Regions from separate parts of the Homo sapiens genome. Here region 1 is linked to region 2. Evidence: chromatin loops called from intact Hi-C (ENCODE). Cell type or tissue: PC-3. All regions are shown on one strand. Each heading gives the region's core, and the rest is flanking DNA. Links, peaks and the distances in the headings are about the cores only. Region 1 holds the start of LOC105371651 (a long non-coding RNA gene). Region 2 overlaps SWT1 (SWT1 RNA endoribonuclease homolog).

What was found. Peaks named below come from ENCODE experiments on the same cell type or tissue, not always from the same donor. Only the 100,000 strongest peaks of a DNase experiment are listed, where the experiment ranks them.
Region 1: it touches region 2 in a loop (2.9-fold over the local background); 8 of 110 quality-filtered maps call a loop at or near these places.

What each region holds. Positions count from the first base shown.
Region 1 is chr1:185,283,556-185,296,686 of GRCh38, reverse strand. SWT1 (SWT1 RNA endoribonuclease homolog) reads right to left here. Exons shown (of 19, transcript NM_017673.7): 19 at 4,906-6,013. The coding sequence ends at 5,884. LOC105371651 (a long non-coding RNA gene) reads left to right here and starts at 6,013. Exons shown (of 3, transcript XR_922360.3): 1 at 6,013-13,131. It overlaps IVNS1ABP (influenza virus NS1A binding protein), which reads left to right. Exons shown (of 15, transcript NM_006469.5): 15 at 1-299. In PC-3, for the core only: no CTCF peak of the experiment used is centred there; no DNase peak of the experiment used is centred there.
Region 2 is chr1:185,231,815-185,244,945 of GRCh38, reverse strand. All of the region lies in intron 16 of SWT1 (SWT1 RNA endoribonuclease homolog), which reads right to left. Among named protein-coding and RNA genes, the nearest start is that of IVNS1ABP, 79 kb to the left of the region's middle. In PC-3, for the core only: a CTCF peak has its summit at 6,343; no DNase peak of the experiment used is centred there.

The DNA.
Region 1 (13,131 bases), core at 891-8,890, 53 kb before region 2:
TGAGATGACTATTCAGTGGCTAACTTGGGTTAGGAAGAAAATAATTAGGTATTTTCTCCAAATGTTCACTGGTACTCTGCCACTTTATTTCTCTCATCTGTTACACAAAGAACCACCAGGAAAGCAAATCAGTTTGGTTGGTAACTCTGTAATTCCTAACTATCACTGGTTTGGTTCTGGACTAAAACTACATTGACAGATTGAATTTGCCTAATATGATGACTGTTTTTAATATGGATCTGTATGTGTTCTATTCAGCACAAGGAAATAAAATTTTAGTTGAGGATTCAGCACTAAAATCCTTGAGATCACTTCTCATTTCATAAGTGACATGCTTAATGCAAATAATATATGGGAATACTTTGGGTCAAAGTTTTCCTGCATTACCTTGGATGCCAAAGAGGTAGTTTGGTGGCCAAAAAGTATCTTTTTTTAAGAAGCTGTTGTAGCTAGTCTGCATGAACATGAGAAGTTTCCATAAAGGAAAAAAAGCAGTGCTCAGTGGCCATTTGTTACTGTTAATCTGTATCTAAAAGGTACATACTTTCTTCAGAGAGGGAGAAAATGGCATAGCCTCAGCACAATTTAAAAAAAAAAAAAAGCTTTTTAACCAGTAGGAATTTTTGAATAGTTTCAAAATAATATTGATAATACCACACTTCTGGTCAACTTAATAAAACACTCTAAATTTCCTAAAAAGGTAGAAAAGCTATAAAATATCTAAACCAAATATTATTGGTTATACTCGGGTGGATCTTTTATTATGAACTTTAAATGTAGGGTTCTGATTTTTGGCTTCTAGTGTGTCATGTACTTTACCACTGCTCAACATGTTTTCAAATTCCCAATATAATAATCATATTTTAGGGAAAATCCAGGATTTGAGTATGTGATATATCATTAGAATCCTTGCTTAATTAACAAATTAGGTGTGTGCCCTATTACCTCTCCTGACCTCAGAATTCTTAAAATTGAAGTAGGCAAAGGAGGAGCCCCAGTAGGACATTTCTGTAACTGCATGCAGAGTTGCCTTCAGAAAAGTGAATATGATTCATGGAAAATTCAGTTGCTGTCGTAATTTACACGCAGCTGCTTTTTGTTCCAAAAAAAAAAGGTCTGAAGAGTCAGCAAGTGAGACATAAGATACAAGGTTAATTAACTAGGTGTAAAGGAGAAAGAAAAACACTCATATATGAATCCTTAAATCCTTGGTAAGACTGAGCTACAAGTTTCATCCTATAAACAGGTTTTATTAAGTTAAATCAGTGTCTCTAGGTTAAAAAGGAGTAATTGCTATGAATTGCAGATATCCTTCATAATAAAACTGCCAGTTTCTCAAGAATATTAATGACACTTTGAACAAGTAGAGTTTATAAACAGGAACATACAAACTCATGTGAATGTCATGGGTTCTTCAACCTATGAGCATCAATAATCTTGGCCAATAAAATAATGAACTTTATTAACAGCTCCACACCTTACTGGGTGGAGAGAACAAAGGTGAGAAGCAAAACTCAATCATTATGCTGGATCTGTGTGGAATGCCTTTAACAGAGGCATATATCTGAATAGAGGCCACACACTTGCTCAGGATGACCAAAGGAAGTAACATAATTTTAGCCAGAAAAAAAAGGCACACAGAAAGACCTAACTTGGAGTAATGAAACTACTGAGATGAAATGTCCAGCAAGGTAATAAGATGAGATCTGTTAAAACGATTTTTAAATGGGTAAAATATTTGAAGACACTTTGCAAAAGAAGTTGATGCCATAAGAACACAGGAAAATACTATCATAAATCATTAAGAAAATGTAAATTAAAACCAAAATGGCATACACCTATTGAAACTGAATATACCAAATTCTGCTTACGATGCAGAGCAACTTGAACTCTCATACATTGCTGGAGGAACTGCAAAGGTGCACAGGCAGTTTAAAAAACAATCCATCCATTTTCTAATAATCTGTGACAAAGCAATCCCATTCGTAGGTATTTACCCAAGTGAAGGAACATATTCACACAAACCTGTATGTGAATATAGCAACTTTATTCATAATCACCAAAAACTGAATTCAGTGAAGTAGCCTTCCACCTGGTGAATGAATAAATTTGTACATCCATGGCAATGCAATACTTCTTGGGAATAAAATAATGAACTACTGATAATATGGATAAGTCTCAAGCATCATGCTAAATAAAAAGCCAGACTCAAAAGCCTCCATTAGCTGGGCATAGTGGCATGCACTTGTAGTCCCAGCTACTCAGGAGGCTGAGGTGAGAGGATTGCCTGAGCCCAGGAGTTCAAGGCTGTAGTATGCTATAATGTCTGAACAGCCACTGCACTTGGGCAACATAGCAAGACCCTGTCTCTTAAAAAAACAGTCTCCATTTATATAGCATTCAGGAATAGGAAAAACTACAGGGAAGGCAAACACATCAATGGCCTCCTGAGCTGGGAATGGGAGTTAATTACAAAGGGACATGAGGGAATTTTTAGGGGTGGTGTGACTTCAATATCTTGACTGCTGATGATTGATTGATTACATGTTTGACAGAACTCACAGAACTCTACACTTACGAAGGAAAAAAAGTTTTGTTTTTCTAGCTTAACCAAAGTGGTACCAAACCTTTAAAATATCAAGCTTAGAAGAAGGGCTAGAACATGTCCATATTTTACCTCATTAGAAATAAAGAATAGGATGTTGAAAATGGTTTGTGCTTTAAGAAGACTGAACCAAGCTAGTAGCTCGGATTTGGGTGTCCACCACCTCACCTTCCAGGCTTATAACTGGTAATTCTGCTCAAGAATCTGTCCTCAGTGTTTTCAACATCGAGAATTAATTTGAGACAAACTACATCTAGTTCATAAACAAAGCTAGAATTAAAAAGGATTCCTGTCACAGGCCAAAACTAGTCTACAAACCCTCAGGGTGGCCAATTCTTGCTTTTAACAACAGCCAAAGATATTAAAGAATTCCATGAATACAGAGATGGATTTTTAAAAATACAAGTATATATAATACTAAAACCCTCAGGAAAGCCAACATCTTGAGGTACTCTGGCTCCAGAAGAATCCATTTCTGTGGGCCATATTCCAAGATCTAAGAGGTGTATCTGTTTGACTTTACTGAGTGGCTTTTCACCTGACAGACCAGACAAACTTAAAAGCTTTCAAGTCAAACTTTGGTAGGCAAAGGTAAAGTATGTCTTTTGTTTTAGAGTAGGTGAGCCTGCAGGTCAATTTGTCAAAAATATTAACTAACCACAACTATGAGACACTACACACAGTGTAGTTCCTGCCTTCATGGGGCTCAGTTCTGTTCACTGGAGTGGGTTTTATATATACCCAATAAATAGAAGTGTGACTGGCCTGTCCAATCTCGAAGTCAGAAAAGGGCCATGGGTAGCATCACATCCTTAGAGACTGGATGCAGTCACCAGACTTTGAGGAAAGAGGGAAATTCATCCCAACCTGTCATGCTAGCTAAGAGAGCAAAAAGTCAAGAATATGAACAATGTGACCTAGGCTCTGAAAGCTGACCAAGACACCATCTAAATAAACCTGGACTGACAATGAAAGGACTTTCGTTCTCCCTTAAAATAATGTTCAAAATAGCAAGGAAATAGAGCTTCAGATGTGTCTTGTGTCACCTGGTCTTTCATGTGACAGTCAAAGATCCACAATGTGAAAGTGGGATTAACCCATCTGTGAAGTTCTAGTCTGTGCAGTCACAATTGACCACTGCAGGTTTTAACAAGAGGACCCTGTGGGGACACAACAGACTTCAATTCTTTAGCCAGCTTTTCCTTGGCTCAGAATATGGAGAGAGCTGGAGGCCCTCCAAACCAGAGGATGTTCGCTGGTCTTCCCAGGAGAGAAATGAACTATCTTTTGTAAAAGTAAGTTTCAAAGGCCAAGTGTAGTGGCTCATGCCTGTAATCCCAGCACTTTGGGAGGCCAAGGCAGGTGGATAACTTGAGGTCAGGAGTTCAAAACCAGCTTGGCAAACATGGTGAGATCCTGTGTCTACTAAAAATACAAAAAAAAAATTAGCCAGGCATACTGGTACATGCCTGTAATCCCAGCTACTTGGGAAGCTGAGGTATGAGAACTGCTTGAATCCAAGAGGCGGAGGTTGCAGTGAGCCGAGATCGAGCCACTACGCTCCAGCCTGGGTGACAGAGTGAGACTCTGCCTCAAAAAAAAAAAAAAAAAAAGGAAGTTGCAAAACAGTAAAGGAACTCTCAACCCCTGCATTACATGATTAGGACAACAAATAGAAAAGTAATAAAGTTTACGATCATAAAAAAAAAAAAAAAGCAACAAAGAAGGGAGAGGGAAAAACAAACAAAAAAAAGCAAGACCTGACATTTCAAATGATTTCAAATGGAAGAAATAAAAGCTAAAACAAAAATTTTAAAACAATGTTTTTGAATAAAAAAGACTAGAAAGTTAAAAAAGGACATCTTCACATCTCAATAATATTGAAAAAGTTTTTTATATAAGACTGAAGTAGGCATAAGGGTAAATATGTGATAAGACTGAAAAGAAATTTTAAGGAAAGGATTAACCTATATTAAAGCGATAAAAAAAAAAAAAAGAGGAGTTACCAGAACAAGGAAAAACAAAAACCCAACAATAACAACTAGAAGTTGAAGGATAAGGGTCTGAAAAAACTTCTTTTCATGGGGGTCAGCAGGCAACAGATGAATGTATATTTATTTGGCTTCTCAGGAAAGAAAAGGAAAGAGGCAGAGAGCAGAGATGCCCTCTTAAAGCTTCCCCATTTGCCCAGAAGCTCATAATCTCTGACAGCACTTTGAGCCCCATCTGTGCGGCTGGTGGTGTGGTTCCCTAATCTGGCAAACCCAAAGCTTAACAGGTTCTACACCAACTAGTGAATATCCTGAACAAGTTCTCTTTTATTGCAGACAGTCACTTTTATAATCATACCTTATGTACATATCAGAAACAATTTGGAAGTAAAAAGCCAAATCTTACCAAAAATAAGTTATTTATTGCTTTAAAAAATAAACATTTATAATAGAATACCAAATTCTATTTAATCTAATGTGTTAACAAAAGCATAATATATTCCAGTAAACAAGGACTTCCAACTTATCCTATAACTAAAAAGTCAACTAAACAGTTGGTTTTAGCTAGAGACAAACATCAGTCACTGCCACCAAATTCCATTATATAAATTTATTTTGCTTCACATTTAAGGAGAAACCCAGCAGAGGGGTCGCCCTGCTCTTCCCCACTAGAAATGTACTGAAAAGTGACAAGCCCACAGAAGGAAAGGCTGTATAAGGAAGTAGGAGCTTCAGTCAAATTTCTACTTTCATTACCCTGAGGGAGGTGAAGGAGGGTGTTATTTTCATCAGGTCAACATGGATGACAGTTTGATCATAAAAAACAGCCCACATTAAGATTTCATTTGTGAAATATGGTGAGCATGATCATGCCCTAATGATTTCTTAGGGTTTGGCAGTGTCTCTGGTCACATGCCCATACTTAGGGTTGAAAGAAATGCTAATACTGTACCCTGGGTCTTCCTCAGATGCCACAGTGGCTCCTGCCCTAGGATGACTAAAAATACGGCTCTCCTTTCCTTAGAGATACTGGCTCACTATCAAGAATAGAGGTAGGGAGGCATTGTGAACTCCAGAAGAGTTGAGTCTATGGAGTTTATTCCACAGTGGATACATTAGGCTTTTTAGAGCTACAATGAGACTGTCAGTAATAGGCGATCACCTTTTTATACCTATGAAACATTTCTTAAAATTCTCTTGGGTTTGGCCCAAAAGAGTGACCAGATTGAAAACTACTCTGTTATTCTTAAGGACAAATGCAATTCCTTTAAAGTTACAAATCAGTACTTATATCCTATAGTTGAGCATGTCTTCACACCATCCCCTGTTTTTGGCCTCCATATAAACAGATGCATTGCACTGCTGCATGGTATATTCCATCTCAACCAGCTGGCGGCATCCAATGGTTAACTTTTCCCTAGGAGAAAAAGAAATATTAAATCATTGCAAGACAGCTAGTCAGAGAAATAAAAATTCTTTTTCATTTTATTTTACATTTTAATTGACAAATAAAAAATATATATATATTATGTATAACATGATATTCTGAACTAGGTATATATTGTAGAATGGCTCAATCAAGCTAAATAACATATGCATTATTCCACACACTTATTTTTGTGGCGAGGACATGTAAAATCTACATTTTTAAAATTACTATTTAAAAAAAAACTTTTTTTAGAGATAGAGTCTCAGCATCTTGCCCAGGCTGGCCTCGAACTCTTGGGCTCAAGTGATCCTCCTACCATGGCCTCCCAAAGTGCTAGGATTACATGCATGAGCCACCACGCCCAGCCTTAGTTATTATTTTTAAAAGACAGGGTCTCACTCCTGTTGTCCAGGCTGGAGTACAGTGGTGCAATCACAGCTCACCATAGCCTCAACCTCCTGGGCTCAAGTGATCCTCTAACCTTAGCCTCCCAAGTAGCTGGGATCACTGGTACACACCACCACATCTAATTTTGTTTTGTTTTGTTTTGCTTTTTTTTTTGGTAGAGACAGGGTCTCACTATGTTGCCCTGTCTGGTCTCATTCCTGGGCTCAAGCAATTCTCCCATGTTAGCCTCCAAAAGTGTTGGGATTGCAGGCATGAGCCAGTGCATCTAGCCAAACTCTACTTTCTTAGTGATTTTCAAAATACAATACATTGTCATTAACTAAAGTCACCATGTTGTACAATAGATCTCTGAACTTATTTCTCCTATCTGAAATTTTGTGTCCTTTCACCACCATCTCCTCAAAGCCCCCCATCCTCCTAGCCCCTGGTAACCACCATTTTATTTTCTACTCATACTTTTTTAGATTCCACATATCAGTGAGAACATGTGGGTATCTGTCTTTCTGTGCCTGGTTTATTAATGTCTTTTAGGTTCATCCATGTTGTTCCAGATGACAGGATTTTCTTCTTTTTTTAAGAGTGAATAGTATTCCACTGTGTATATATCCCACATTCTCTTTATCCATTCGTTCACTGATAGACATTTAGGTTGATTCTGTATCTTGGCTATTGTAAATGGTGCTGCAATGAACATTGGAGTGCAGATATCTTTTTGACATACTGATTTCATTTCCTTTGGATATATTAAAAATTCTATTCCAACTGTGTGGCTTACCCCTTGGATTAAAACATCTTAACATAAGCCCATTTCCTACTAAGAGAGGTCCTTCAGAGAGTAAGGTAGAACTAGATTGTTCAACCAAGCCCATTATATAAAAGGCTATGTTAGGCATCCAGCTTTGCCTGTTGGTGGCAGGTCCACCACGGAAGAAGCCCTAATTCCAGAATTCTAGGAATCACACCAAGGTTGTCTTCATGTTGGCTATGTAAGAATTTGTGCAACTAAGTGCTTTTATCTTCCTATGTTATTTGTTTGTGCTAATCATAATTGATGGTATTTTACCTCAAATATCAAAGAATGTATTTCAAATCCCAGTATTAGTCCATTATATTTTTATTTTTCTCTTATTTGGCTTGAGAGTAAAGAAGAGGCAGACTGGAGGATATTAAGAGGATGTACCTCCTGAAAGGAACAGATACTTGAGAGGGGTAAGGAAGTTGACAGAGTTTCAATTCTTAGAAATATTGCTGAGACAAGTTACCTAGCAGTTACCAAAGGAATGTTAGTAACCTTAAACCAAGGGTGGGGAAGCAGGGAGTGCTTAATATGTGCCATATCTACTTCACAATTTTACTTCAGGCAAAGCCAGCCAGGCTCTCAAAAGCTAACATGAGACTACAAATTGTGGAATCCCAAATTGTAGGACACCAATCCATTATATCTAGCATCTAGAATTCAAAGTGTCAAAGAATTCAATCCCGTAAATAACTCTTTTAATCTACTGGGAGATGGTCTATGTAAGTTCACAAAGAGCACCCAACATCTAGTATAGCATCTGGCATGTTAAGTATTCAAAACTGGCAGTCATTTTTATTTTAACAGTTACACTGTCATTACTTCCTTGGCTTCTGAGATAGCTCTGCCATATTCATGGTGTTGGAGAGAACCACTAGCTACCTCTCCCACTGCCCCTCCCACATGACAGATCTCTTGATGGAGAGTACAAAGGAAGAAGAACTGAGGGGACAATCAGAACTCGGGACAGGACAAGGAGTAGTGACAACACCGAAGTAAATAATAATAAAGTAAATGTACCATATTTGGAATAATGTCACTTCTTGACAATGTGTGGTTTCTCTGAGACTGATTAAAGCCTGACTTTTGGGTGGCTCACATCTGTAATCCTAGCAACTCAGAAGGCTGAGGCAGCAGGATCATGAAGGCCAGGAGTTTGAGAGCAGCCTAAGCAATACAGTGTGACCTGCTCCCTAAAAATAATAATAAAAAAAATTTAAATCTGACTTTTGGCTTTGTGTAACCCTAATCTCATTTTCTACATTTAAAGTTTAAAAATAGGGCTATGGTGCTGCCAATTCTTCACAACTACTCAAAAAAATGATTTTGAAACACTCTTAAGGGATTCAAAATAGCAGAGATATAAATGTTTTCTTACAAACTTAAAAACGAAACAAACTAAAAGGGTAGGCCCCTATTCCTGTCCTTATTTATTCCACATGTGAAAAAAATATCCTTCAGTAACTAGACTTTTGAATCTATTTCTGTGTCTTATGTTTTTCTTCCTCTCACCCCTTGTAATTAAGAAATGAGCTCTATCTTCTCTTTTCCTCCTAGTGGCATTTGTTTCTTAATTCACGTGAGTTAGTATTCTGGACAATGGATTATCACCTACAGATTTTGCTTCCTGTAGCAAGTTCCGTCATCACTGGCTGAGAAAAGTATTGGCTGTTTTTCATAGTGTCTGCTTGGCCTATACTTTTTATTAGATCATGGTGATAGGCATTCTTAAGTTCCTTTACCTGGTGGTTAATCTGTAGAATGACAGAATATTGGCTGCAGGGGCACCTTAACACCTCTGCTTGTCTTCTGCAGCATCTCCAGTGAGTCATCTGACCTCAGCTTTTCCCTCCTGGTGATGGGACACTCACTATTGTAAGACGCAGTTCACTGCTAGATAGTTCTTCCTTTATATTGGGCCTATAAAAACCATCTATCTGACCTGAGTCTGCCTAAAATAAAACAAAAACTCTCTTTCCCTTCTTCCTCTGATAGTACAAATATTTTATGTCCCTATTTCTTTTTTTCCAAGAGGAATTATTCCAATTCCTGATCCTTTCGAGAACAGAGCTCAAAACTGGAGGTTGCTTCTGGTTCTGCGATTCATGAGATTCTGCAAAATAACAGCCACTATTTCTCTAGATTTTCCTATTAATGGTATCAAATTTGCTTTGACCAAATCTCGGGTCAAAATAACTAGAAATTTTATCATACAATTTAAAAATAATTCCACACAGTTTTGTGATTCCTTTCGCATAACCAATTTGGTCAAAGTGGCATGGTACTAGTGAATTTACATGATCTAATTCCAGTGCTGGATGCAATTTTTCCAAAATCCAAGAATGAGGTCTATAATGGATATGTGTTTTACAACCCTCTGAATTTTTCTATTTTTCTGAATTTTCTATTGCAAATTTCTACATTTGCAATGTGTACGTCAAATAAAAGAAAAATGAAATACAATGTAATATATAAAATACAAATATAAAAGCAGTATATAATAGCTAACATCAACGGTAAAAGAATGAATGCTTTCCTCCTCAGATCAAGAACACGATAAGGAAGGCTTCTTTCACTATTCAACTTTGTACCATTTTGTACAACTTTGTACAACTTTGTACTATTCAACATTGTACTAGAAGTTCTAGCCAGAGCAATTAGGCATGAATAAGAAATAAAAGAGATCCAAACTGGAAACAAAGAAACAGAATAATTTCTATTTGTAGATCCTAAAGAAGTCACAAAATAACTGCTAGATCTAATAAACTAATTCAGCAAAGTTGCAATGTAAAAGATCAACACACAAAATCAATTGTATTTCTATACATTAGCAATGAACAAGCAGAAAAGGAAATAATTCCACTTATGATAGCATCAAAAATAATAAAATACTCGGGAATCAATTTAATCAAAGAGGTATAAGACCTGTACACTGCCCATATGCGGTGGCTCATGCCTGTAATCCCAGCACTTTGGGAGGCTGAGGCGGGCAGATCACAAGGTCAGGAGTTCGAGACCAGCCTGGCCAACATGGTGAAACCCCGTCTCTACTAAAAACATACAAAAATTAGCCGGGCCTGGTGGCGTGCACCTGTAATCCCAGCTACTCAGGAGGCTAAGGCAGGAAAATTGCTTGAACCCAAGAGGCAGAGGTTGCAGTGAGCCGAGATCGCGCCACTGCAATCCAGTCTGGGCGACAGAGTGAGACTCTGTCTCAAAAACAAAAACAAAAACCACTGCTGAAGGAAATTAAAGAATATCTAAATAAGAGAAAAAGCATCCTATGTTAATGGACTGTAATATTTAGTAAGATGGTAATACTCCCCAAACTGATCTACATTGTCAATGCAATTTCTATCAAAATCCCAACAACCTTTTTTGTAGAAACAGAAAAGCTGATCCTAAAATTCAGATAGAATTGCAAGGCATCCCAAATAACAAAACCTTGAAAAAGGAAAATGTTAGAGGACTTACACTTGTCAATTTCAAAACTCACTACAAAGCAACTATTACCAAAATAGTTTGGTATGAGCAGACAGACAGACATCCAATGAATCAGAACTAAAAGTTCTGAAGTAAACCCTCACATATATGGTCAACTGATTTTCATCAAGGATGCTAAGACCATTCAATGGAGAAAGAATGGTCTCTTCAACAATAATACTATTAGGAAAACCTGATATCCACATACATGTATATGGATGGATGAATGCATGAATGAAGCTGGACCCCTTACCTTACATCATATACAAAAATTAACTCAAAATGGATCAATGGCCTAACTGTAAGAGCTAAAACTATAAAAATGTTAGAAGAAAACACTGGGATAAATCTTCATAACCTTAGGTTTGGCAATGGATTCTTAGGTAGTCTTAAAAGCATGGGCAATGCAAGAAAAAAATACATAAATAATCAAAATTAAAAACTTTTGTGCACCAAAGGATACTACCAAAAAGTGAAGACAACTTACAGAGTGGGAGAAAATATGTGCAAATTATGTATCTGATAAGGGTCTAATATCCAGAATATATAACATGTTGAACCGCCAGGTGTTGATGTGGTTAATAAGGACAAGGCAAATTAAAAGTAACCATCAAGTTTTTATTCACTTCTTGCCACAGTATAAGCAAGGGGCAAAATGAGAGGTGCTAGTTCTCCAGTGTTTCATTACTTCCCTAGGAAAGGGTGAGATAAATATGCACTGCTGGGTTGTCGGGGTGGGGCACACTGTCTCACTGCTGAGAAGCCCTGAAGAAGGCTGCTGCCTCTCTGCATCTTCATGAACCCAGGGGCCCACGGGGAGGAAGAGGAGGAAGGGCTAGAAGCAGAAAAGTACTGAGTCAGATAAGACAGAAATACCTTAGTCAAAGCCTCCAAAAGGAAGCCTCAGTGGAGGTACCTGGGAAGTGCCTCAGCCAACTCCCCCATCTCCTCATAAGAAGGCCTCCAAACAGAGTCACCTGAGCTAGGAATACAGCTGTGTGTGAGTGTGGCTGCAGGGAGTCTCAGTCACTGCCAGTAAGTACCTCCAGAAAACAGCATACACTGGCATGGAAAAAAAAAAAAAAGACACTTATCTGAGGAATGCAAGCCTGTTTAAATTATCAGGTCCAGAGAGGCACTGGAATGAAACAGCAGTCACATCACTCCCCCTTGAGCTAAATAATTATCTCTTGAAGACACTTGCTATGTGGGCTCTAGGCTAACTGACAAGAAGAAGCCACAACTGCCATATGCTGGACACCCTAACTCATACCCTCTAATTCAAAAATGTATAGCCAATCACTGAACAATGATATATCTGTCAACTATTGAGAATTCCTGTCAAATAACTTTGTATTAGCCCACTCCTTGTTCTCTCTCCCTTTAAAAATTTGCTTGTAACAAGGGCTGAGGGTACACTCCCCAAGGCAACTTTAACACACACCAGGGGCAGCTGTCTTCACTCTGGCTCAAGTAAACTCTTTAAATTATATTTTGTGCCTCAACTCTTCCTTTTAGGTCAACATTTCCTTAGGTATGGGGAAAGCAGCTTCCGCCATTGAGTTTGTCAGATAAAGCCTTGTAATTGTCTATAGTGGGCTCAAACATCACGTAAGATTTTGGCCTGAGGCCAAATTCCTCATAAAGAATTCTAATAACAGAAAGAAAGCCAACCCACTAAAAATGAGCAAAGGGCTTGAATAGACATTTCTCCAGAAGATATACAAATGGCCAAATAGCACATGAAAAGAAGTTCAACCTCTTCCCTAATTAATATTAGAGAAATACAAATTGAAATCACAATGAGATACAATTTCATACTCATCAGGATGGCAATAACTAACCAAAACCAAAAAAGGGAAAATAACAAGTGTTGTCCAAGATGAAGAGAAGTTGGAACTGTTGTATATTGTTAGTGGAAATGTAAAATAGTGTAGCTTCTGAGAATTAGAATCTCACCCAGGAATTCTACTCCTAGGTATATGACCCCCAAAATGGAAAATAATTATAAGAATTCAAATATTTATACACAAAGAGCAATACTACTTATAACAGTCAAAAAGTGGAAAGAACCCAAATGTCCATCAAGAGATGAATGAATAAACAAAATGTGGTGTGTATATATGTGTGTGTGTGATGGAATCTTATTCAGCCACGAAAAGGAATGAAGTATTGATATATGCTAAAATGTGGATAAACCTCAAAAACATTATGCTAAGTGAAAAAAGAGAGATACAAAGGTCACATGTATACATCGGAGATGGGGTGCATCTGATTGCCTGGTGTCAGAAGTGTGTTGTGATGAGTTTCAGAGCAAGAAAAACAGTTTGGTTTGGTATCCGTCTCATACAGTCAGGTACTTTGAGGCTGATGTCACAAACTAGTTTATTATCTCATAAAGGAACAAACAAACAAACAA
Region 2 (13,131 bases), core at 1,970-9,969:
CACCATGCCCAGCTAATTTTATTTTTTTGCAGAGACGGTGTCTCACTATGTTGCCTAGACTACTCTCGAACTCCGGGCTTCAAGCAAACCCCCTGCCTTGGCCTCCCAAAGTGCCGGGATTACAGGTGTCGGCCACCATGCCTGGCCATTGTTTGTGTTCTAAGCTAAGTGTTACTGGAAAAGAGTCAAAAAGTATTAAAAAATCAAAAGTTCATAAAATTAAAAAGTTATAACAACCTAAGGTTAATTTGTTATTGAAGAAAGAAAACATTTTTTAATTGAGTGGAGCCTAAGTGTACAGTGCTTATAGTCTATAGTAGTGTCATATCCAGGGCCTTCACATTCACTCACCACTCACCCACTGACTCACCACCCACCCACTGACTCACCCAGAGCACTTCCACTCCTGCAAGCTACATTGTGGTAAGTGTTCTATACAAGTATACCTTTTTTTTATCTTTTATACCGTATTTTTAAGCATGCCTTTTCTATGTTTACGTATGTTTAGGTACACAAATAATTACCATTGTGTTACAACTCCCTGTAGTATGTACAGTAGCATGCCATACAGGTTTGTAATCCAGCAGCAACAGGCCATTTACCATACAGCCTAGGTGTGTAGTGGGCTATTCCATCTAGATTTGTGTAAATACACTCTATAATGCTCACACAAGAACATGTATCCCCATCATTAAGATATGTATGACTAGCTGGGTGTGGTAGCTCACATCTGTAATCCCAGCACTTTAGGAGGCTGAGGCGAGAGGACAGCTTGAGAATAGGGGTTCAAGACCAGCCTGGCCAACACAGTGAGACCCTATCCCTATTTTTTTTTTAAGAAAAAGAATTATATATATTAAAAAAGAGAGAGAGATGTATGAGTGTATTTCCCTTTCTCTAGAATATAGGCAGCATGGGTAAATGGATGAAAGTCCATGAAAGAAGGCTGATCGATACATTCTATACTATTTTACACTCCAATAGCATACAAAACTGCTGACATTTTTATCAATAAGGTTTAAATAAAATCTGCGTAAAGTCACTATCTTTAATAATAAACATAATTTTGATTATTTTACTTATTTGTCTTATTTCAACAATTTGGCTGGAGAAAATATATAGCTACATGCTGTCAAAAATAATACATTAACTACATATATTTAAATAGTAATAAAGTAGCTTAATATTAGCAAAAAAATCAGACAATTTAAACTTAATAGTTCCAGTTACCTTATTGTTAAGAGAAAGTGTATATGTTGATTCTAAAAAGGTTTAACATGCCTTGTTAACAGGGATTGGCGCATCAAAATGTTTAATAATTCCAGAGGTTTCTGATATACGGTTAAGTATTTACTGAGTACCATCTATGTGGAAAACACTGTCCTGAGTTAAAATCAAACTTTTCTTACTATTGGAAAACACCCTTGAGGACATTGTATCACTTCTCACTACTGGCAGCTGGTTGGCCTACTGAGGTGCTAAAAGTTATTTAGAGGCACAAGAATATATTTCTCAAAATAGATAAAATTAATCCTAGGCCAGATGTGGTGGCTCACACCTGTAATCCCAGCAATTTGGGAAGCTGAAGAAGATGCATTGCTTGAGTCCAGGAGATCAAGACCAGCCTGGGCAACATGAAGAAACCCTGTCCCTACAAAAAGTACAAAAAATAGGCTGTGTGTGGTGGCACATGCCTGTAGTCCCAAGTACTCCAGAGGCTGAGGTGAGAGGATCACCTGAGCCCAGGAGGTGGAAGTTGCAGTGAGCTGAGATCACAGCACTGCACTCCAGCCTGGGCATCCGAGTGAAACCCTGTTTCAAAACAAACAAAAACCCAACTAGTTAGAATGTATCCTAGAGTATAGGGTATACTCTACCTTTACGCCTTTTATATAACTGCTTTGTAAGAATGAATTAGAACTGATCATCTGGCTTTATCCCATATACTTACTATACATACTTGTTATTTAAGTTAAAATTATTATGATAGCCCTTATTCAGACCCTTCTATTGATTTCTCCCTAATTTCATTTCTTTTACTGGTGTTTAACATCACTGACTTATTAGGTCATTTATTCCATCTGGTGGTTTTAGCATTTCTTAAAACGAGACTTAATAGCAAGGAATTTTAATTAAATATCAGAACAATAAATCATTAGGTAGAATTAGTCAGGTATAAAACAAGAAGTAAATTTTAAATAAAAGAACAGATTATAAATAAAAACTCCATAAACAAGTTAAAATATTTGTTGTCTTCAAGAAGTAATCTTCATATTATATTTAATTGCTTAATTTGGATGTGATTTGATAATTTATGATGGGATACATTTAACTCTGTCATCCAAAACTGAATTATACTGGCCAAGGGAACACTAACACCTAAGTCCACTCTAGGGGCGATGGGAATAACTGCGGCATTTCTCCGCTGATATAAGTATCAGCGGAGGTTACCTTAAAAGGTAAATATAAGGTCTTTATTTCCAATTCTTGAATGACAAATGCTGGGAAACACAGATAAGAGTTTTAGATATGTAAAATGAAATCCAGTTATTCTAAAAATTAAGTCATAGTGATGTATTATCTTCAGTAACATACAGACCCAGGTTTAAAAAAATCAGCTGGTTACTGAAAAATTCAGTCCGACTGATACGTGAATGCCACGTATTTTATCAGCTACTTTAATAAAAATTTTATTACATATTACATTTAAAATTTGATATACACATTAACTGTGCTTGTCAAACTGCAATATAGATACCATAAAAGCTCTTAATAACTGTCTATATTTTACACATATGACCTTATATGTGTCTATAATATAACAAGAACTGCCTGCTTATATTCCCTGAGTCTAACTCTTCCATTAGATCCTATCTTTCCTTCTACTAGCCCTATTTTACATAGTTGATCTAGAGAGTAATCCATAAGTAATAATCTATAGTTGATAAAGTAATCAAGGATAACAATGTAACCCGAAGAGACATTTGGGTGAATTACTGGAGGCTCCATCATCTGCTCCAGACATAAATGCCTTTTTAATCTCCTTAATCTCTCTCTCTTCCAGTCTTTCTCCTTCCTCCTGATTTTCTTATTCTTTAACCTTTCATAGCTTGCTCATCTCTCTTCTATACCTCTTTTAAAACCTCTACATTAACTATTCATCTAATGTCATAATGTAGTATAATTAGCATTCAGCCTTAAAAAAAGTTGCCTTCTATCACAAAGACTATAAAACACTCATTAAATAATCACTTACTGACCATCTACTATGTGTCATTACCTGTGCAAGGCTCCAGATACAGAAAAGTAAGACAGTTTCTGCCCTGGAGGCATTCAAAGTATTAAGGAACTGATTATAAAATAAATTATAAAAAATAAAATTATTTTTTACAAAATGGTGGCATGAAGGATGAAGCAACTAAGTCTTTTCATTTTTAAACAATAAATTGTATTATTTTTTCTTACTCAACAAAGCAACTGATATACTTGGTGATGAAAGGACAAGGTGTTGAAAGTCTGAGAAGGTAACTAAGTGATATCTGAGGAGCTGTGAAACCCTAACTGAAGAGTGGGAGGTGAAGCCTAATTATCTAAGGGTGAAAAGGCCAAGCCTCAAAGAAAGTAGGTCAGACACAAACATGAATAAACCCCTCCACTCTAGATAACAATGGCTGAATATTTTGCACACTGCAATGAGTTCAGAGTCTAAAAAGTCACTTCTAAACTTCAAAGGATGAAGTTTTTAAGGTCTTTATTTTCTACACATTAGCATGCCTGTGACAGAATCTTTAGTTTCAACAACTAGTTTAAAGAAGTAGCCTAAAGTGTGTTATCTTTGTGTAAAGTAAAGGATGACCTATTCTAAATAACCTTTTCCAAAATCTTAAGAGGTCAACTATCAATATATACAGTAAGTCAAAGAGGCGAAGTTAATAAAATTTTATCTCAAAAGCAAAAATCAGTATCTTTGAAGCATATTAGTGGATCTGAAAAGCTACTGTGATTTTAAGGTTTCTTTTCCCAGAAATAATGCATAAATATACCATATATGGTCTGTTCTTACGTTAAAATGGGGTAGGAGATTAAAAGGAAAATTAATTTTTAGAGGTTTAATAAGAAAACAAAATATATGCAAATCACACCCAAAAAACCCCAAACTTCATGACTGCAATTATTTTAGAAAAATAGCTGTCTAAAGTATTCCAAACTAAAGCCACAAGAATGTGACAGAGGTTATTAAAACTTAGAAGATTAAACAACTCAATAAAAATTAATCATCTTCCTTTCCTAAATTGAAACTGAGGTTTTATTTTCCAAAATCCTGTTCTATGATCAAGTACAAATGCCCATGCAGCATATGATTATGTCCAAACACAACGGTTAGCAGTCATTTATTGCTAAATTTAAATATGACCAAACAAAATGACAGCTAGAAAAAAAACTAAGCTATATACACTTGAGATATCTTTTAATATAAAAGCATGTCCTCAAAATGCACCTATTTATAAGGAATAGAAATTCCCTCTGCCTCTTTCCCACCCCAAATATGAGTCAAAATAATAAACCAAGAAAACACTCATTATCTCAAACATTTCAAATAAAGCTACTTCAGTTCATGAAACTCACATATGCAAAGTTTTACATGTTAAACCAAACATATTTGGGCATGAGCTAGTATATTTTTGGATTTAAAATATTACCTTTTTTTGTTTTTTAAAACATAATTTCTACCTTATTTTATAAAGGTGAAATACAAACATAAAACCTAAGCAAGTTAAAGTTTCTCACCTTCACCCTCCTTCTTAGCTTCTAAATCAGGCAGCTAGCTCATCATCTATTTCACAGAAACAGAAACATATCTACAACACTTGTATTGTTGCTTTGAATATTAGCTTTCAAGTTGAAGCTGCACGCATTTACAGTGTGCCTCAGAGTTGGATTACATGACCTGTTTAGTTAACTCTGCAAAGATGACAGTTTAAGCAAAAATACATGTAGACAATGTTTTTGATCAATATAGAAAGTAGAACTTTCCCTATTTTTAGAAATTTGCAATTCAACTCTCCAATTAATTTTGTTCCAAATGAAACTTTATCATCTTTATATACTAAGCAAAAGGTTTCTGTGGTCTTAAGAGTTACTTGATCAATCTAGACATAAGTTTACAAAAGTATAAATTAAGACTATGTAGTACTGACCAAAAACAAATCTTAAAACACTTTTGTCTATCTGAAAAAAAAATTATCAACATTGTCCTTGGCTATCTAGTGGTTAGATGAGAAAACTATTAACAAAAGTGCTCAAATTAATCCTGTATACATATAAAAGAAAAGATGAGGAGAGAAGCAATTTCTAAATGAATAGCAAATAAGCTAATTGAAGTTCTTCTCCTACCTAAAAAGAAAGTGTTCAGAAAATATAGGAATTTGCAAGATCCTCATCCCTTTTCTAACTTTGCAAAATTAGGTATTTTGCTGCCAAATATATAACCATACCGACAACTGCTCCACTAATTTTTCAATCTTAACCACAATCATGTTTAGAGTTTTCTTAAAACTGAAATACACATTTTAAACATTTCAAACTTCACATATCAACTTTAAGGAAAAAGCAAGATTAGCGCATGTAAACATAGTTAGAAAGTATTTTCACATACATCATTTCATACACTCTTCTAAAGAAGGTACCAGGATTCTCATTTAACAAGGAAAGAAACTGTGACTTAGAGGGTAAATGACATGCCCAAAGTCAGCTACAAGGGGATAAATCTAGAACTAGAACCCAAAGCTGTTAGTCTATCAAATATGTTTTCATTCACTTCTTTAACTGAAAGGCCAAGCTAAAGATCACCTGATTATCGAGCCCCAATATAACACTATATATGATCTACTATTTTTAAGATAAAAGGGAATAGAGCTAACATATAATCACTGAGCATGCATCTCAAAACCAAATGAAACTAGGTCATTTTAGCAAGCATCAAAAATGCTAATTTGCAGTCACTACAAATTGCATGCAATTTCAATATTTAATTTTAAATTTAAATTAAATTGTAAAATTTTAAAACAATATTTAGCAAAAAAATTTTTAAACTGAGCTTCTTTTGATTTAACATGATTTTGTTTCTTGAAAGATTTTAAGCACTACATGTACACTTGAAAAAATAATTATTAACTTTTATTAAATTTTAATTTAAATGCCTATTATCTGCCCGGTTTAAAAAAAAAAATTCACAATTTTGTAGTTTCCTGTTGATAAGTGAATGGTGAGTTAAGCAAACCAGTTTATTCACAATGCTCCCTACTGGTAGCTCAAGAGAAAAGCATTCTCTAATGTAACATTACAAAAAATTGCATTAGTTTTATTAAATGTGATCTCTCACCACCTGCATACAAATCCCCTGGAAAGCTTAAAAATACAACTTCCTTGCTCTACACAAATACCTACAGATATTTTTATTTAAGTTAGTCTGGGATAAAACCTTAAACTTTACATTTGTAACAAATTCCCCAACAAACAAGTTAAGAATTGCTGATGGTTAGTAATACCAACACCTTGCTCTCAAAGCACAATAGTAACCCCATGAAATGCTCTGGGAAGGTATTATTATGGCTGTTTTATGAACACTGAGGCTCAAGATAGCTTTAAAAATTTTCCCCAAGCCAGGCAAGGTGGCTCATGCCTGTAATCCCAGAATTTTGGGAGGCCAAGAAAGGAGGATCACTTGAGCCCAGGAGTTCAAGACCAGCCTGAGCAATATGGCAAACCCCATCTCTACAAAAAATACAAAAATTAGCTGACTGTGGTGGCATGTACCTGTAGTCCCAGCTACTCAGGAGACTGAGGTGGGAAGACTGCCTGAGTTCAGGAATTCGATGCTACAGTGAGCCGTGATTGCTCCACTGTACTCCAGCCTGGGAAACACAGTAATACTCTGTTTAAAAAAAAAAAAAATCACCCCAGGTCACATGCTAAAAGGTAGCAGAGCTACCAATCTTTTCTTATCCCTAGTGCTAGGTGTCCTTAAGATGAAAGAGTAACAAATTGTATTAGCCTTAAAATTCAAGTAATTATTTCTTTTAGATACTGCTTATGTAAGCAATACATGCTAAATCTTCTTAACCCTGGTTCCACCCACATCAGTTGGGGAGTCTGTAGAAATGTCTGACCAGGTCCCATTCTCAGATTCAGATTTAATAGGATTAAGGTAGGGCCCAACCACTGTTACTTTAGTATTATTATTATTTTATTATACTTTAAGTTCTGGGGTACATGTGCAGAATGGGCAGGTTTGTTACATAGGTATACACGTTCCATTGTGGTTTCCTGCACCCATTAACCCATCATCTACATTAGGTATTTCTCCTAATGCTATCCCTCCCCTAGACCCCACCCTGACAGGCCCCAGTGTGTGATGTTCCCCTCCCTGTGTCCATGTATTCTCACTGTTAAATTCCCACTTATGAGTGAGAACATGCAGTGTTTGGTTTTCTGTTCTTGTGTTAGTTTGCTGAGAATGATGGTTTCCAGAGTCATCCATCTCCCTGCAAAGGACATGAACTCATCCTTTTTTATGGCTGTATAGTATTCCATGGTGTATATGTGCCACACTTTCTTTATCCAGTCTATCATTGATAGGCATTTGGGTTGGTTTCAAGTCTTTGCTATTGTGAACACCGCTGCAATAAACATATGTGTGCATGTGTTTTTATAGTGGAATGACATATAGTCCTTTGGATATATACCCAGGAACGGGATTGCTGGGTCAAATGGTATTTCTAGATCTAGATCCTTGAGGAATCATCACACTGTCTTCCATGATGGTGGAAATAATTGCCACCAACAGTGAAAAAGCATTCCTATTTCTCCACATCCTCTCCAGCATCTGTTGTTTCTTCACTTTTTATGATCGCCATTCTAACAGGTGTGAGATAGTATCTCATTGTGCTTTTGATTTGCATTTCTCTAATGACTAGTGATGATGAGCTTTTTTCATGTTTGTTGGCTGCATAAATGTCTTCTTTTGAGAAGTGTCTGTTCATATCATTTGCCCACTTTTTGATGGGGTTGTTTTTTTCTTGTAAATCTATTTAAGTTCTTTGTATATTCTGGATATTAGCCCTTTGTCAGATGGATAGATTGCAAAAATTTTCTCCCATTCTGTAGGTTGCCTGTTCACTCTGATGATAGTTTCTTTTGCTGTGCAGAAGCTCTTTAATCAGAACCCATTGGTCTATTTTGGCTTTTGTTGCCATTGCTTTGGGTGTTTTAATCATGAAGTCTTTGCCCATGCCTATGTCCTGAATGGTATTGCCTAGGTTTTCTTCTAAAGTTTTTATGGTTTTAGGTCTTATGTTTAAGTCTTTAATCCCTCTTGAGTTAATTTTTGTGTAAGGTGTAAGGAAGGAATCCAGTTTCAGCTTTCTGCATATGGCTAGCCAGTTTTCCCAACACCATTTATTAAATAGGGAATCCTTTCCCCATTGCTTGTTTTTGTCAGGTTTGTCAAAGATCAAATGGTTGTAGATGTGTGGCATTACTTCTGAGGCCTCTGTTCTGTTCCATTGGTCTATGTCTCTGTTTTGGTACCAGTACCATGCTGTTTTTGTTACTGTAGCCTTCTAGTATGGTTTGAAGTCAGGTAGCGTGATGCCTCCAGTTTTGTTAGGATTGCTTAGGATTTTTTATTTTTTGCTTAGGATTGTCTTGGCTATGTGGGCTCTTTTTTGGTTCCATATGAAATTTAAAGTAGTTTTTTCCAATTCTGTGAAGAAAGTCAATGGTAGCTTGATCGGAATAGCAGTGAATCTATAAATTACTTTGGGCAGTATAGCCATTTTGATGATATTGATTCTTCCTACTCATGAGCATGAAATGTTTTTCTATTTGTTTGTGTCTTCTCTTATTTCTTTGAGCAGTGGTTTGTAGTTCTCATTGAAGAGGTCGTTCAAATCCCTTGTAAAAGTTGTATTCCTAGGTATTTTATTGTCTTTGTAGCAATTGTGAATGGGAGTTCACTCTTGATTTGGCTGTTTGTTATTATTGTAAAGGAATGCTTGTGATTTTTGCACATTGATTTTGTATCCTGAGACTTTGCTGAAGTTGCTTATCAGCTTAAGGAGATTTTGGGCTGAGACGATGGGGTTTTCTAAATATACAATCATGTCATCTGCAAACGGAGACAATTTGACCTCTTCTCTTCCTATTTGAATACCCTTTATTTCTTTCTCTTGCCTGATTGCCCTGGCCAGAACTTCCAATACTATGCTGAATTGGAGTGGTGAGAGAGGGCATCCTTGTCTTCTGCCAGGAATGCTTTCAGTTTTTGCCCATTCAGTATGATACTGGCTATGGGTTTGTCGTAAATAGCTCTTATTATTTTGAGATACATTGTATCAATACCGAGTTTACTGAGAGTTTTTAGCATGAAGGGCTGCTGAATTTTGTCAAAGGCCTTTTCTGCATCTATTGAGATAATCATGTGGTTTTTGTCTTTGGCTCTGTTTATATGCTGGATTACATTTATTGAATTGCGTATGTTGAACCAGCCTTGCATCTCAGGGATGAAGCTGACTTGATCATGGTGGATAAGCTTTTTGATGTGCTGCTGGATTTGGTGTGCCATAATTTTATTAGGATTTTCGCATTGATGTTCATCAGGGATATTTGCCTGAAATTTTCTTTTTTGTTGTGTCTCTGCCAGGTTTTGGTATCAGGATGATGCTGGCCTCATAAAATGCATTAGGGAGGATTCCCTCTTTTTCTATTGTTTGGAATAGTTTCAGAAGAAATGATACCAGCTCCTCTTTGTACCTCTGGTAGAATTCAGCTGTGAATCTGTCTAGTCCTGGACTTTTCTTTTGGTTGGTAGGCTATTAATTGCTGCCTCAATTTCAGAACTTGTTACTGGTCTATTCAGGGATTCGACTTCTTCCTGGTTTGGTCTTGGGAGGGTGTATGTGTCCAGAAATTTATCCAATTCTTCTAGATTTTCTAATTTATTTGCATAGAGGTGTTTATAAGTAGTCTCTGATGGTAGTTTGTATTTCTGTGGGATTGGTGGTGATATCCCCTTTATCATTTTTTATTGCATCTATTTGATTCTTCTCTCTTTTCTTCTTTATTAGTCTAGCTAGTGGCCTGCCATACAAGAGCTCCTGAAGGAAGCACTAAACATGGAAAGGAACAACCGGTACCAGCCACTGCAAAAACATACCAAATTGTACGTAAAGACCATCGACACTATGAAGAAACTGCACCAACTAACGGGCAAAGAAAACCAGCTAACATCATAATGGCAGGATTAAATTCACACATAACAATATTAACCTTAAATGTAAATGGGCTAAATGACCCAATTAAAAGGCACAGACTGGCTAATTGGATAAAGAATCAAGATCCATTGGTGTGCAGTATTCAGGAGACCCATCTCATGTGCAAAGACACACACAGGCTCAAAATAAAGGGATGGAGGAATATTTACGAAGCAAATAGAAAGAAAAAAAAGCAGGGGTTGCAATCCTAGTCTCTGATAAAACACACTTTAAACAAACAAAGATCAAAAGAGACAAAGGCATTACATAATGCTAAAGGAATTAATGCAACAAGAAGAGCTAACTATCCTAAATACATCTGTACCCAATACAGGAGTACCCAGATTCATAAAGCAAGTTCTTAGAGACCTACAAAGAGACTTAGACTCCTGCACAATAATAGTGGTAGACTTTAACACCCCACTGTCAATATTAGACAGATCAATGAGACAGAAAATTAACAAAGATATCCAGGACTTGAACTCAGCTCTGGACCAGGCAGACCTAACAGACATCTACAGAACTCTCCGCCCCAAATCAACAGAATATACATTCTTCTCAGCACCACACTGCCCTTATTTTAAAATTAGGCCGGGCGCAGAGGCTCACGCCTGTAATCCCAGCACTTTGGGAGGCTGAGGGGGGTGGATCATGAGGTCAGGAGATCGAGACCATCCTTGCTAACATGGTGAAACCCGGTCTCTACTAAAAATACAAAAAAATTAGCTGGGCATGGTGGCGGGTGCCTGTAGTCCCAGCTACTTGGGAGGCTGAGGCAGGAGAATGGCATGAACCCAGGAGGCGGAGCTTGCAGTGAGCTGAGATTGCGCTACTGCACTCCAGCCTGGGCGACAGAGCAAGACTCCGTCTCAAAAAATAAATAAATAAATAAATAAAATTGACCACATAATTCGAAGTAAAACACTCTTCAGCAAATGCAAAAGAATGTAAATCATAACAAACAGTCTCTCAGACCACAGTGCAATCAAATTAGAACTCAGGATTAAGAAACTCACTCAAAACCGCTCAACTACATGGAAAGTGAACAACCTGCTCCTGAATGACTACTGGGTACATAATGAAATGAAGGCAGAAATAAAGATATTCTTTTTGAAACCAATGAGAACAAAGACACAACATACCAGAATCTCTGGGACACATTTAAAGCAGTGTGTAGAGGGAAATTTATAGCACTAAATGCCCACAAGAGAAAGCAGGAAAGATCTAAAATTGACACTCTAACATCACAATTAAAAGAAGTAGAGAAGCAAGAGCAAACAAATTCAAAAGCTAGCAGAAGAAAAGAAATAAGTAAGATCAGAGCAGAAATGAAGGAGACAGAGACACGAAAAGCCCTTCAAAAACTCAATGAATCCAGGAGCTGGTTTTTTGAAAAGATCATTCCTATTTTTTTAAACTCCCAGGTGATTATAGTCTGCCACTAGGGCTGAGAATCACTTGGGCCAGTGATGCTCAGCCTTCAGCATGAACAGAATCACCTAGAGGACACAGACCTATAGGCCTCATACCCACAGTTTCTGATTGAATAAATCTGAGAGGGCCTGAAAATCTGCACTTTTAACAAGTTAGATGTGGTGATGATGCTGGTCTTGTGATTACACTTTGAGAACCACTAGATAAGCATATTGGCTAGAGGTTCTCAACCTTGCTGACACATATGAATTACCTGGGGAAATTTTTTAAATCTTCATTGCCAGGCACACCCCAGACTAATTACATATGAATCTCTAGGGTGGAGGATCCAGGCATCAATATGTTTTAAAGTTCCTAAAATTAAAAAAATTTCCTTACAGCAGAGGTTTATAAAGCCATTAATATGCTAATAATACAAGTGATTTCCCCAGAAGGTGGTATAGTATGCAATATTTCCAGTTTTTTGAACCAGAAACACTTCTGGCACATAATTAACAGCTCTGAATATCTGAAATACTGGCCTATCAGATAAAATGGAAACTGCTTTGCATGGCCTGAGACACACTCCTCCAACCTCGATCCAGCCTCATCTTTTGCCAACCCTTCCTCCCGCCACTGCATATATATATCTCTATTAAAATACTAATACCTTTTGATTGCAAGATCTGTTTTAATATGATTGAATTATTTCCACAGCTGTTTGGATTCAGAGGTCATATCTTATTTCTCTTTGGTCCCCAGTGCCTAGTACGATACCAAGTATAGCAGGTGTTCAATGAACATCTGCTGAGTTATTACTTTCTGTAGAAAATATACTGTCAAGTATGGCTTTTATGCAATCTAGAGTGAACAGAAGTTTTTACACAGCTAAAATCAGAACTCAATAGTTCACCCTTATGGAGCCACACTTATTTTAATAAGGCTTTAAATTATAAAGGGACTATTTGCATTTAGAGGTAACATTTAACTTGTGTTAGGATCTGCCATACTTTAAATTCATTAATAACTTAAGGGTGGCAGAAGTTTAGATAACTTTTTATTATAAGAATTATTTAGGCCAACTGCGATTCAAAAAGAGGCAAAAATGCCTTCTAGATTAACAAGGCAAAAATGCCTTGTATATTAACAATAGTTTGCAAAAACCATTCAAGAGAAATGAAAAAAAAATTTTTTGAAAATTCAAGTTTTTCAAACTTGAACATAGCAAAATCAACTCAGTTTTGTTTCTGTTTTAATTTACAAAGAACAGTATTTTTGTGTTATCAACCTATATATCTAATTCAGGTCAAACAATCTTGGTACATAACGATAAAACTGCAAAGGTTAGAAGTATCCTCCTTTAGTGCCACAAAAGAAAGCACTTGATTTCATGCTATAAAGTGCC